Linked DNA regions of Homo sapiens: region 2 is linked to region 1. Evidence: read pairs that join two places in POLR2A ChIA-PET (ENCODE). Cell type or tissue: Caco-2. All regions are shown on one strand. Links, peaks and the distances in the headings refer to the core of each region. The heading gives the core; the rest is flanking DNA.

Region 1 (6,591 bases), core at 633-5,632:
CTTCCCTGCCCGGCCTTGCTCTGCCTGGCACCCCACTAGCAGCACCACCTCCTGCACCTAGGACTTCCTGCCACTGGCTGTAGGCACAGGAGGCCAGACCTGGTAGAGATGAAGCCACTCCTCAGGCTAGAAGCCCATGGTAGTTGACATTTACCCAGGTTGAAGATGCTGAATGCTCTATGTGCATTCTTTAAATTTTTTATTTTTATTTTTTGAGACAAAGTCTCACTCTCTCTCCCAGGCTGGAGTGCAGTGGTGCAATCTCAGCTCACTGCAACCTGTGCCTCCTGGGTTCAAGCAATTCTGCCTCAGCCCTCCGAGTAGCTGGGACTACCGGCACATGCCACCACACCCTGCTAATTTTTGTATTTTTAGTAGAGACGGGGTTTCACCATGTTGGCCAGGCTGGTCTCGAACTCTTGACCTCAGGTGATCCACCCACCTTGGCCTCCCAAAGTGCTGGAATTACAGGGCATTCTTTAAATTTGATCCTACCAACACATTTTACAGATTTGGTAACTGAGGATCAGAACCATACATTGGTGGTAGAGCTCAAAGCCCAAGCTCTTAACCACTAACAGTACTTCTCCCAACCCTGGGGAAGTGTCTGCTGGAGACTTAAAAGTCCTTGCCGGGCGCGGTGGCTCACGCCTGTAATCCCAGCACTTTGGGAGGCTGAGGCAGGCGGATCACGAGGTCAGGAGATTGAGACCATCCTGGCCAACATGATGAAACCCCATCTCTACTAAAAGTACAAAAATTAGCAGGGCGTGGTGGCGGGCACCTGTAGTTCCAGCTACTCAGGAGGCTGAGGGAGGAGAATCACTTGAACCCAGGAGGTGGAAGTTGCAGTGAGCTGAGATCACGCCACTGCACTCCAGCCTGGTGACAGAGGGAGACTCTGTCTCAAAAAAAAAAAAAAAAGTCCCTTTGGCTGCTCTGCGTGTGCAGTAGCCTTTCTTTATTCCTTTACTTTCTCAATAAACTTGCTTTCACTTTATTTTTTTTTCAAGTCCCTTTGACGATAGAAAGAACTAGTTTACATTTTTCTTTCTCTTGCATAGGTTTTTATCCCAAAATTTCAAACATTGATACCTGTTTTTCTAAAAGTAGCAACCAAAGCCATTGAGTTTTGTCGAGCCTTGGCTAGTTGGAGGCTGTCATCTGTCCACCCCAGCCCTCAGCTTGTGTGCCCCGCCCCTGCCTGCAGCCTCGCCCCCCATTCCTAGCTGGAATGGAGTAGACGGTAGATGTGCCACCCCCAACACCCAGATGTTCTCTGGCCTTGCGCTGCCTTCCTCCGCCTCAGAATCATCCAGAACATGCCTCTGTCCTTCCGGATGGTTTTCTCTGTGTCTCCTTTTCTCTGTGTCTTAGCTTTTGTCACATCTCCTTTCTCTTCTGTTTTGTCCCTGGCCCCATTCATAATGAAACTGTCTGTGTCTCATGAGGCCTTTGCTAATAAACTCCTCCTTCCCTCTAGAATGAAATTTGTGGCTTTGGCTCAAATAAGGAAGGATCTGTTAAGAGTGTGTGTGTGTGTGTGTGTGTGTGTAAAAACCATTAAAACCAGAGGAAATGTGGCTGATGGCCCTGCCCCCTAGTATGGTCCTCTCTCTCATGCTGGGTTCCTCCTTGGAACTTTCTTTGTATTTGCCGATCCTGCGGCCTGGCATGGTCTTCCTGGGATGCCCATAACCCCTCCATGTGCGTGTTCCATGTGCGTGCTCCATGTGCGTGTTCCATGTCATCTCAGTGGCTTTCTCCACCCACCCCATGCTCCGTCTCAGTTGTCCTCCCCTACACTTAATGCCCTCTAATTGACTCTGGCATGTAACTTTTCCTATACTGTATCTGCCTCCTGCAACTCAAATGAAAGCTTCACAAAGACCTTGTGTTTCTTGCTGTGTTCCTGGTGCCTCGAACCATGCACAGGACAAGCAAGTACTCCATGAATATGTGTTGAGTGCGTTCCTGTTGTGACTGGTTGCTATGATAGTATACATACAATTTTGTACCTGCCTTTTTCTCCCCTCTTGGTAGCACAAGCATTCCCATGGTCTGTGTGACTTCTAGTGAGGATCCTGAACTCCCAGTGACATGGCATTCAGGAACTCATTCTCCCTGTAGGTAGAAGCAGCAAAGAAAGCCCACCATGCAGCGTGCAAAGAGGAGAAGCTGGCTATCTCACGAGAAGCCAACAGCAAGGCAGACCCATCCCTCAACCCTGAACAGCTCAAGAAATTGCAAGACAAAATAGAAAAGTGCAAGCAAGATGTTCTTAAGGTAAACTGTACACTTGTTTTTACACGTCGAGTGTCACCGTGTCAGTTGTTGACGTGTCTGGCATATAGCCTTCTGTAACTGCTTGGGTGAATGGGTGGATAGAGGGATAAATAACCAATAAAACACACCCCTGTCCTCAAGAAGGCCACAGGTGAGTGCCCTAGCACCTCGCCTCACCATAGCCACTGTACCTGCTCAGTCAAGGGACAGAGCCAGGCTCTGGGCAAGCCAGGGGTAAGAGACAGCTCTTGGTGCTCAGAGACACAAGGACAGCTGGGATTGCTGCAGGGAGCTGCTTGTGCCAACATGGGCGTCGCCAGTGGTGGGTGTGAATGGGTGTGGCTGGTGGCAGGTGTGAATGGTTGTGGCCAGTGGTGGGTGTGAATGGGTGTGGTGTGAGCTGGTATGGAGGGTTATGAGGACCAAATCACCAGTGGCCTGGACAGCCAGGCTGAGTAAGGAGCTTAGGATGCTGCTGACCAGGAGCCACTCAGGAAGGCCTGAGCCTGGGTGGGATCAGGGAGGAGGTGAGGAGGGTGAGATGGTTTAGAAGGATTGCTCTGCTTGTGTAGGGAGAGGGGCTGGGGGCAGAGACCTGGGGGAGGGACTGCAGGCTGGGAGCGCTTGTCTGGGGGAGCCAGGTGGGAGGGAGGATGGAGGGGCCCTGCAGTCTCCACAGTGACAGGCCCCGAAAGTGAGGCAGAGGCTGTGGAGCCAGGGGTGGCAGAAGGGTGGTCTTTGGCCAAGGAGAGACCGTGACCAGGCACTGTGGCATCATGGGTGCCCTTCCATTTCTGTTGTGAAGCGGAGATTTTCTGCCCCATGGGTTAATGAGAAATCATTGTGTAAACTATTACATGCTCCGCAGGTGTAGATAAGTGATTCTGCCTGGAAGGTCCTGGAGTCACAGGACTTAAAACCAGACAGCGTCATCGTCTTGTGATTTAAAAGTTCACAGGAAGGGAGGGGCTCAGCCCTCGGCCCCACCTCCCCTCCTTTGGTCAGCCATGAGGGGTGAGGGCTGGGGGGTGTGATTGCCGAGGGCCTGCCCTGCCTCGGTGTTTGGAGAGGAGATTCCCAACCAGGATTTGCAGAGAGAGACGGAATGAGGTAGAGAGAGGCTGCACTCCAGGAAGAGGACATGGGCAGAGGGGAGGCAAGAGGCCTAAGCTGGTTTCACTACCCACCAGCCTTTCCTGGCCCCTGTCAGTTAGGTGGTGGCATCCCTGTTTTGTGAATGAGGAAACCAAGATCAGAGAGGTTAAGTCACGTGCCATCCAGCAGGTGAGAGCAGGAACTTCTGACCTCAAGCCCATACATATGCCCTTTCTCCACTGTTCCTCACTGCTATGCCGTCGGTGTAGCAAGGGGAACACGTCATCTACACGAGAGTTCGTCACTCAGACCAAGTGTCAGAATCCTCTGGGAAACCCCTCTCACTCCCATTGCTGGAGCCAGGAATCTGGGCTTTTGAAGCAGCCCAGGTGCCTCCACGGTGGGATCAGGTGAGGAGCCTGGAACCAACTACTGAGTGGGAGGCACCTGGGCTCAAGAAGCACAAGGTCCGGGAGAACTCTCGGGCCTTTGCCAGAATCCCAGGGAATCAGGTGCCCAAAAAGGTGCCTAGAGGAAAGATGGGGCTTCTCCATGTTGGGCGGGGGCGTGCCTGTGTGAGAGAAAGGGAGACAGAGATGGAGAGGAAGAGGCCTTTCATGTTTGACAGCCACCCAGAACATCAACTCAGGCTTTTGCAGAACAGGCCCAGGGCTCGAGGTTGGACATAAGCGCCTGGCAGGATGACTGGGACAGTTTGTAGTGGGTTCCCTCCTGGGACCCTCCCTGCCTCTTTGGTCTGGCCAGTGACTGCAGGATATGAGAGGTCCTTGTGTGCCTAGAGCTCTGGAGAGGAGGCCAGTCCCTCCCCACCACCCTTCTTGACGCAGTTTCCAAAATCCAGCACACAGCCTGGGAAACATAGTGAGACCTCATCTCTACAAAAAATTTAAAAACTTAGTTGGGTGTGGTAGCACGTGCCTGTAGTCCCAGCTACTTTGGAGGCTGAGGCGGGAGGATTGCTTGAGCCCAGGAGTTCAAGGCTGCTGCAAGCTGTGGTCACACCACTGCACTCCAGCCTGGGTGACAGAGTGAGACCTCATCTCTAAAGTAGGTAAGTAGGTAGGTACATACATACCTACCTACCTACCTACCTACCTACCTACCTACCTACATACATACCATTGCTGACTGGTTGCACATGTACTTTCATGTTTCTTATCAGCCATCAACTACATCTTGTAGCATCCATCATAAAAGAACTTTTTGCATTTAGTGCTAAAATATTACAATCCACCTAAGGGTGAAGGCCGCCTCTTGTTTTACTCCATGGGTGTTCGCTGAGAACTTTCTATGCCCTGCAAGGGGATTTCCAGAACAGTGATGACCCTGCTGAGTACCTGGCCTGTGCTGGGGGCAGGACTTGGGGCTAGCAGGGTCGGCACAGGCTGAGGGCAGGGGCAGCCCAGAGGTGGAGCATCTTGTTGCCACTGAGTACCCTGAGAGCTCCCGGGAGGCTATTGTGTCTTGAAGGCTCCTGAGATGGGGCTGCTCTGTGTCACTTCAGCAGTATCCTCCAGATGCTGGGCGCTGAACCCACAGCTATGTGTCTTGGGCTTCTGAGCTAGGCTCCCATGCAGGGCTGCCAGGTAGTGGGCACGGGCAGTGTGGATGGCTGTGGGGAATAGGGGAATAGCCACAGCGCTGTGGAGCTCTTTCTCTGCTGGGCATGCCCCAGCCCTGGCAGGGGTGGCCTTTTCCTGGCACAGAGGACCCAAGCCCAGCCATCTTAGGAGGCTGAGAAGCAGAGCAAGGACCCGGATACCAGGAGAGGAGAAAGGGGCAGGAGTCAGGGCCCTAGAGGGCGGGGTGGAACCTGGTCTCACGAGGCTGGGGAAGGCTTCAAGAAGAGGAGTTGCTTTGGAGCCTGAAGCAGAGTCTCCCAGGGCTCTGAGCCACGTGAGTCAGAGGAGAGCATCTGGGAGGGGAGCCGCATGGGCAGGGTAGACTCAGTCCCAGCTGGGGGCAGAGAGGGTGCCCGATAGGCCTGCAGTGTCTCGGGAAGCGCTCCATCCTTCCTCAGAAGGCCCTGCACATGTTGTTAGGGACAGCAAAGCTTAGACCTGAGTGGAGCCCGTGACTACCCCCATAGTAGAAAGAATTGCAATAAATAGGTGGCCCCAGCCCTGCTATCTCTCACCCACCCCAGGGGGACAACACGACCATGATCCCACCAACTAACAAAACCACCTGGCCACCAAACTGGTGGCCCTGCATGCTGAGATGAGGGGGTGCGGGGAAGTGTGTACCAGTGTGAGGTCATTGACCTCGAGGCACATCCCCACCAGATGAATGTGCCCACTTTAGCCATGTCTTAGGAATTTCACACGTTTTCTAGCTGCCCCTGGATATTCTTGAGATAGGCCACACCTGCTTTTTAACATTTCCTGCCTTGTAAAACCCCTTCTTGGGACAATCTGGGAGGGAGCAGCTGTGTGAGGGGGATGGAGTGGGCTGAAAGACAAGAGAAGGAGGACTTTTTTTGAATGCCTTCTTCCTGCACCCCATCATGTACATATCAGAACACTGTGAAGGAGAGATGTCCTCATCTGATAAAGGACAGTGAGGCTCCAAGAGAGCTGCAGGATTCAGCCCCAGCCCCACCTTTGCTGTGGGCCAGATCTGAGGCTTGAGGGTAGCCAGGCACAGCCCTTCCCCACAGGGAGAAGAGGACATGGGCGTGTGGCACGCTCAAGACCATACACACTGAGTTCTGGGGAGACTGCCCTTTGCCGGCATCTACCTGTCTGGGCCTTGCTCCAGCTGAGAGACAGGGCAGATGGCAGGAGTGTGATTCACCTTGCAGGAGTGGAGGAACTGGGACTTGAACTTGAAGTCTGTCAGAATCCAGAGCTCCTGTTTTTTCTTTGCATTTGGAATCTGGGAAGGCCTGAGACACTCCAGGGGCAGGGTGAGCCAAGGGCTAAATGGAAATGAACCTCTGTCTTGTGCCTGGATTTTCCTTTAGACCAAAGAGAAGTATGAGAAGTCCCTGAAGGAACTCGACCAGGGCACACCCCAGTACATGGAGAACATGGAGCAGGTGTTTGAGCAGTGCCAGCAGTTCGAGGAGAAACGCCTTCGCTTCTTCCGGGAGGTTCTGCTGGAGGTTCAGAAGCACCTAGACCTGTCCAATGTGGCTGGGTAAGTTTCCTTTGAGCTAAAACACACACGTCATTGAAGTCAACGGAA
Region 2 (6,591 bases), core at 574-5,573, 120 kb before region 1:
ATTCTCCTGGAGGACAGTTCACTGGGGAGCAGTTTCTGGGTATTTAAAATACCGGGATGAAGATCTTCAGAGAAGCAAGATGTCAGTTGAGAAGTCAGGGATGCAGATGGGGGAGGGGTGATTCAGGTGACTCAATTTCACAAAGGTCACCTCTGTCTCTGGGAGTCTCAAGGATTGCCATCTGTGTTCCTAGGAAGCAGTGGCTCCACTCTAATGAGAAGGGCTTTTCGAGTGGGAATGGCCTCAGCCTTGACTCATTCTCTTAACCTGCATTTACGTGTTTGGTTGAGAATGCAGTAGCTGTGTGGGTTCTGCTTCTCTTTCTTTTTTCTTTTTTGAGACGGAATTTTGCTCTTGTCGCCCAGGCTGGAGTACAATGGTGCGATTTCGGCTCACTGCACCCTCCACCTCCCAGGTTCCAGTGAGTCTCCTGCCTCAGCCTCCCAAGTAGCTGGGATTATAGGCATGCGCCATCATGCCGGGCTAATTTTTGTATTTTTGGTAGAGATGGGGTTTTACCATGTTGGCCAGGCTGGTCTCAAACTCCTGACCTCAAACGGCCCGCCTGCCTCTGCCTCCCAAAGTGCTGGGATTTCAGGCATGAGCCACCGTGCCTGGCTGTTTCTCTTTCCATATGGTTTATGCTTACAGATCCTTGAGGTTAATATGTCACTTTCACTGTTAGTTCCTACAGAAGAAAGGTAATTTTGCAATAAGGTTTTGGAGGTTAGGAACATGGTTTTGGAGTCATACAGCCCTTGGGTGTGGGTTCGAGCTCCATCACTAGGTGACTGTGCGGCTTTTGGCCAAATGTTTCAATGTCTCCAAAACTTGAGTGTCTTAGTCAGTTGGGGCTGCTATAACAAAGATGCGGTGGCTTGTAAACAACAGAAATTTCCTTCTTACAGTTCTGTAGGCTGCAAGTCTGAGATCAGGGTACCAGCATGGTTGGGTTCTGAGGAGGGTCCTTTTTCATGTTGCGGATTGCTGACTTCTTATAGCTTCACATGACAGAAAGAAGGCGAGAGAGCTCTCAGGTACTTTTTATAAAGGCATGAGTGGCTGAGTGCAGTGGCTTATGCCTGTAATCTCAACACTTTTGGAGGCTGAGGCAGGAGGATCACTTGATGCCAGGAGTTCATGGCCAGCCTGGGTAACATAGTGAGACCCTATCTCAACAAAAACTAAAAAAAAAAAATTGTAAGGACACTAGTCCCATTCATGAGGGCCCTGCCTAATTAGCTTCCAAAGGCCCTACTTCCTAATGCCATCAAACTGAGGGGTAGAATTTCAACATATGAATTTTGAGGGGATCCATACATGCAGTCCTTTGCACCAGGATACTGAGAGCCCTTCCTCATAGGATTTTGGCGGGGCAGCATGAGGTGATGGACCCCAGGAGCCCAGCATGTGTGCCTGGTCACAGTGCTCATTCAGTCACTCTCCTATCAGTCTACGTAAGTGAATTTGCCAGCAAACTATACCTTTAAAGTGCCCAAAGTGATTTTATCCAGTTCTATTTAAAAATCCTTCCAGAACTTTTTGGACCTTTCCTTGGTGACTCGGGGTCACGGGTGTAGTCGCAGGTCATTGGTGTGGGTGAGGCCTCCTGCCCTGGCCCTGCATGGACTCCCCTCATATCCTGGCACTTACAGGGCCTGTCTTTCTCCCCACCACCTTTTGTAAGCTGCTGTTGGCACCTGGCCCTTTTGTTGGGGTAAGGGCCTGATGATGGTCATATCCTCCCTGGGTTTTGAGGGCAGCCTTGCCATGCAGAGAGGCCTTGCTCTCTTCTGGGTTGGTAATTCTCTGCCTGAGTTTAATGTGATGGATTCTAGAAAGCCTGACCCTGGGGTGAAGGGATGTTGCTTGACTACACGTAGTGACTCAGGATTGGAAGGGAGTACTGGTAATGATAGCTTATCCCTAGGTGATGGGAAATAGGACTTAGAAAGCAAATGATAAAGGTGTGAGCACTGCTCACCTGTGTGAAATTGTATTAAGATAACACGCAGCAGTGATAGTTAAGGCTTTAGAATTATAGGAAGTTTCTCCTTGTTTTCCACACAGTACCATTGCCCTTTTACTTTTAGATTAATGTTTAAGTAATAACTTTGTAATTAAAATAAGTATAAATAAAAAGAGCTTGGTTGTCTAGGCATTTGCATTTTACCAAGAAGCTTTCCATAGCCCTCATTTTGTTTTCAGGACAGCCTTGTTGATTTGTTTCCCTTTTCATTGTTTAGAGGAGAAAGAGAGTCAGAGCTAAAGGGGTGAGTGGTTTTGCCTGAGGCCACCTGCCAGGACCCCATATGGGCCTCTGAGCCCAAGCCCAGAGCGCCCAGGGAGGCCTGTGACGGGGCCTCTGCCTGGACCTGCAGGGTGGTCTTTAGATAGGATCAACTGTGTATTCTGAAGTTTCCTATTGAATGAAATGAAATCTTCTTAATGTAAAGTGATACCCAAACCGTAGTTTGTGAGCATTTTCATGTTTTAAACTGCATTTGTCTTTCATTATATTAAATTATGTTGTCGCCAACCGAGCGTGCCAAGATCATGAATTGTGGTCTTCAGAGGAACCACAGAGCAGGCAGTGCTCCCTGTACAGACGTCCAAGCCCGCTATTAGTGGGTTCTGTAGCTGTCTGATTGGCTGGAGCTGGCTGCCTGCTCGCCACTTAGCTCGCACGTGGTGATGCTTTAATTAAGCAATTGCGACCTTTGCTCCTGCAAATGTGTCATCAGATAAGGAGACTGGGCATGTGCCACCAAGGAGGATGTGCGTGGGGGGTGCAGAGTCAGTGGTGAGGGGCTGTCTGCACAGGCCCCCATGTTCTGAAGTTTCTGAGGGACCATTCAAGAAGCTTTACATTCCTGCCCATTTAATTCTTGCAACCAGATAGTGTTCTCTCCACTTGATCCATCAGTAAACCTAAGCTCAGAGAGATTCAGTGGCCTTCAGAGGGTCACCATCAGAGCTGGTGCTCTGCCTACCGAAGCCCACACTCATTTCACCTCCTCTGGCTGGCTGGAATAAGTAAGTTGTGAATCACTCTCAGATGTGAACATCTTTAAAAGATAATTAATCTTTCTCCCCCACCTCTGAGAAACATAGACATGAGGGAGATTATGTGTGTCCTTTGCTTAAGACGGCATCTATGTCTGTAACTAACTTGGTTTCAATAATCTGAAAGTTTACAACCATTTACACAGCAGGGAGATAAGGGCACAAAAGGGAGAGCTGCTGGGGTGCGGTCAAGGCCGTGGGTGACTCGCTGGTACACCCACCCCATGATGCATCCCACGTGGGACAGGAGGAAGATTCCAGAGGCCCTGGCTTAGGAGTGCCTCATCTTCGGCAGATGCATTTTAAAAGGCATCTTATGCTGTTAAAGAGCAGGTAGACAAGGGAGAAGAAATTGTGTTTCTGTAGAGGACTGCACTTTGTAAAATTGCGAAAGGTCTTCACATTTTGTCAACGTTGTGATATCACATAAGAGCATTTGCTCAGGTATATTAGAGCAGATATTTGTTTTGTTTTGTTTTATTTTGAGACAGAGTCTTGCTCTGTCGCCCAGGCTGGAGTGCAGTGGCGCGATCTCGGCTCACTGCAAGCTCCGCCTCCTGGGTTCACACCATTCTCCTGCCTCAGCCTCCCAAGTAGCTGGGACTACAGGTGCCCGCCACCACGCCCAGCTAATTTTTTGTATTTTTAGTAGAGACGGGGTTTCACCGTGTTAGCCAGGATGGTCTCTATCTCCTGACGTGATCCGCCTGCCTTGGCCTCCCGAAGTGCTGGGATTACAGGCGTGAGCCACCGCGCCCAGCCGATATTTGTTTTTATGCTTGGGATAATCATCACTTTTGTGTCAAATGACTTCTTTTTTGCTTTCTTTAAATCTTTTAAAAATTGAAGGTTCAACATAGAAAACAATGTTCTGAGTAAAAAACTCTTTGTAGTTTACCTTCCACGCACAAAGTGGTTTTTGTGTATCTTGATCAAGTAACCTATTCCCTGCCAACTTTGTACCAAGCTTCAGAAGAGGCAAGAGAGGTACGTTGTCTCTGTCCTGCCTCAAGGCAACACTTCGAGGTTGTTAGTTTGAATGTGAGGAAGCTGTAGGTAGTGAGATCAGGTGCCTAGTTCAAGGCCATCCAGTTTGTAGATGGGAGAGATCTGGAGCTTGAACTGACCTCGCTGTTTCCTTTTCAATAACTGACATTGTTATAATTGTATTATTCAGATTCACTTAAATATTTTCTCAAGTATTTTCCATGTTTTACCTTCATCTTCAAAAAGATTATTAATGGTTATATTATCCTGTTGACGTAATGAGATTAAAACATTCCCTAGTGCTGGACATTTTAGGTTATTTCCACTTTTTTGCTAATGTAGATGAATTTGCAGTTTATAATTTCATCCTTTTTCATCTGTGTAATTAGTTCCTGGGGATAAATTCCCGAGAATAGAAATCTTGTATTAAAGGGTATGAACACCTTAAGAGTGTTTTGAAAGCCTGTCTTGCTGCTTGTAAGTGTATTTTTCTGATTTTTTGGGTGAAAAAATGGGGATTCTTTCTCTTTAAAGTGCCTGCCTTGGCCTTTAGAACTTCCAAGTATCTGTGAGATAAGAAAGTTCTGTGAGGGTTTCTTAAATGAGTCACATTTCCTTCCTAAGTTTCTGGATATCATTTTACTTGAATTGGTTGCCATACTTTGATGAGCAAGGAACGCTGTTTTAGAAAATCCTTACTACTTGATGATTAATCCTTGGAGCTAATGTTCCACGTTCCCAAGGTTGTGAGTGCTTATGGCCACATTCCTGCATCAGCTCAGCCATCGCGGTAGGTATCTCACAGACCTTCTCTAGCTTTCTTTTCCTCACTTAAGGGATGCATATTGGAAAGACTCTGCAGGGTTCTTTCTGCCAGGCAGCCTGGGGGTCGTGTGGTCCTTTAGAGTTCATCTCTAGCTTCTAGATGCTGCTCTCATGGGGGTTCCTGGCTCTGTTCATCTCCAGAGACAAGCATCTCAAAGGGAACCTGGGAAGTTTATAGCACTGGTGCTTGCTTGCCTTGTTTGCTTGTTTGTTTTTCTGTTCTGGTCTGCTGTGGAACTTGTCACCATGTCCCCTCCCCATGGACTGACTTTCCTACCCTCCACTGTCCCTTAGGTATTCACTCTCAGACTGAGTGGTGTCCTGTTTTCCTGGTGGCTCATTTGCCAGGGTCTGCAAAGGACAAGGTGCTTAGCAGGGACAGAGAGGGGCTCCAGGTGGGGAGCAGTGGTCAGGCCAGCTGACCTTAGTGCTTACCCCTGGGTCCCCTCCCTAGAATTCCTGCGATGCCTCCACCATGTCTACCCTCTCCCCACAGGGGCTGTTTCCCTTTTAGTTCTCTTGCCTTACTGTGGGCAAAAGCTTACTTTTCTTGGTTCCTCTTATCCCAGCTAAGAAAAGCTGATGTTCACAACAAAATGAAGAGACTTGACTACCCAGGAAGGTAGACATAAGAGGAAACAGCCACAAACAGCACAGGCATACAAGTGTCTTGCTTCCCAAGCACAGGCAGGTTTTTGTGCCCACACTTCAGGGCTCGTCTGACTGCACTGGCTCTGCCAGGCGCTGCCCAGCTTCCTGCTTCCCCTCCCAGTCCTGCTTCTTCTGTCAGTAAAACAAAATTTTAGAGTGATGCTTTGCTTGATGCTTTGGGGGCTGCATTTTTATCACAAGTGTGGAAATTGTACTTTGCTCTGGTTTCTACAGATGCCTAAACATGTCTAGGTTGCTGTTGCCTTGGCAACTGGCTGAGCTGTTGGTTGTGTGTGTGGTGAAGGTTCTGGCAGGGGCTTCATGGAAGCCTCTGGTCATCCTTAGAGCTTTTCAGCTAAGCTGGCGGTTACTCCCAAGCCCAGAACCATATGCTCTTAGCTCCCCTTTGTCGTTTGGAGCTTCCCATTTTATTTCCCTGAGAAATCCCTGCTCAGCTGCCCTAGACTTGGGTGGGTGGTATGGCATGGCATGGCATGCACTGATAGGGCTGATTTATTTCGAGACTGGATTTTTGGTAACACAAGACGTGATTCCATAGCAGCCCTTGGCCTAAGTTTTATTTGAGGTCGGACGGGGCCCAAGGGCTGCTTGTGCTCTCCCTTCAAGTGCCTTCTGCTTTTTAGGCCTGGGGTGCTTGTTGGGGCCCAGAGCTGGGCCTTGCCTGAGAGTCACGCAAAAGCAGGGCCTTCCAGTACTCCAGAGGGGTACTCCTGACCACCTGTAAGCCATGGGAAGAAAGTCAATGTGATTGGATCACGGCAGTGCCACACAGTATGTCTCCTTTTATGAAGACTGAGTGAAAGGATATAATCAATTCCAGTTTTATCCTTTGTTATTTTCTTTAATGCTTCTTGTATTTCCTTTTGGATTTATTTCTTTTCTTCTTAGTCTTGCAAATGTGAGTCTGAAGTTGCTGATGTGGGGGTTGGGGCTGACTCATCACCTCCCCTTATAGCTCAGACAAGTCACCTTCCTTAAAGTTTTTTGGGTGTACGCTCATTTCCAGAATTGCTATTTTGGGCCCATGCTTTTCTCTCTGCT

The links. Peaks named below come from ENCODE experiments on the same cell type or tissue, not always from the same donor. Only the 100,000 strongest peaks of a DNase experiment are listed, where the experiment ranks them.
Region 2: POLR2A ChIA-PET joins it to region 1 with 19 read pairs; 7 of 35 experiments call an interaction of 5 or more read pairs at or near these places.

What each region holds. Positions count from the first base shown.
Region 1 is chr22:42,884,338-42,890,928 of GRCh38, reverse strand. PACSIN2 (protein kinase C and casein kinase substrate in neurons 2) reads left to right here. Exons shown (of 11, transcript NM_001184970.3): 5 at 2,131-2,286; 6 at 6,368-6,543. Among named protein-coding and RNA genes, the nearest start is that of ARFGAP3, 30 kb to the right of the region's middle. RefSeq lists an enhancer at 1,084-1,143. In Caco-2, for the core only: no CTCF peak of the experiment used is centred there; a DNase peak (open chromatin) is centred at 3,229.
Region 2 is chr22:43,000,562-43,007,152 of GRCh38, reverse strand. The region is part of intron 1 of PACSIN2 (protein kinase C and casein kinase substrate in neurons 2); the gene reads left to right. Among named protein-coding and RNA genes, the nearest start is that of PACSIN2, 11 kb to the left of the region's middle. RefSeq lists a silencer at 2,613-2,712 and an enhancer at 5,407-5,586. In Caco-2, for the core only: no CTCF peak of the experiment used is centred there; DNase peaks (open chromatin) are centred at 2,692 and 3,272.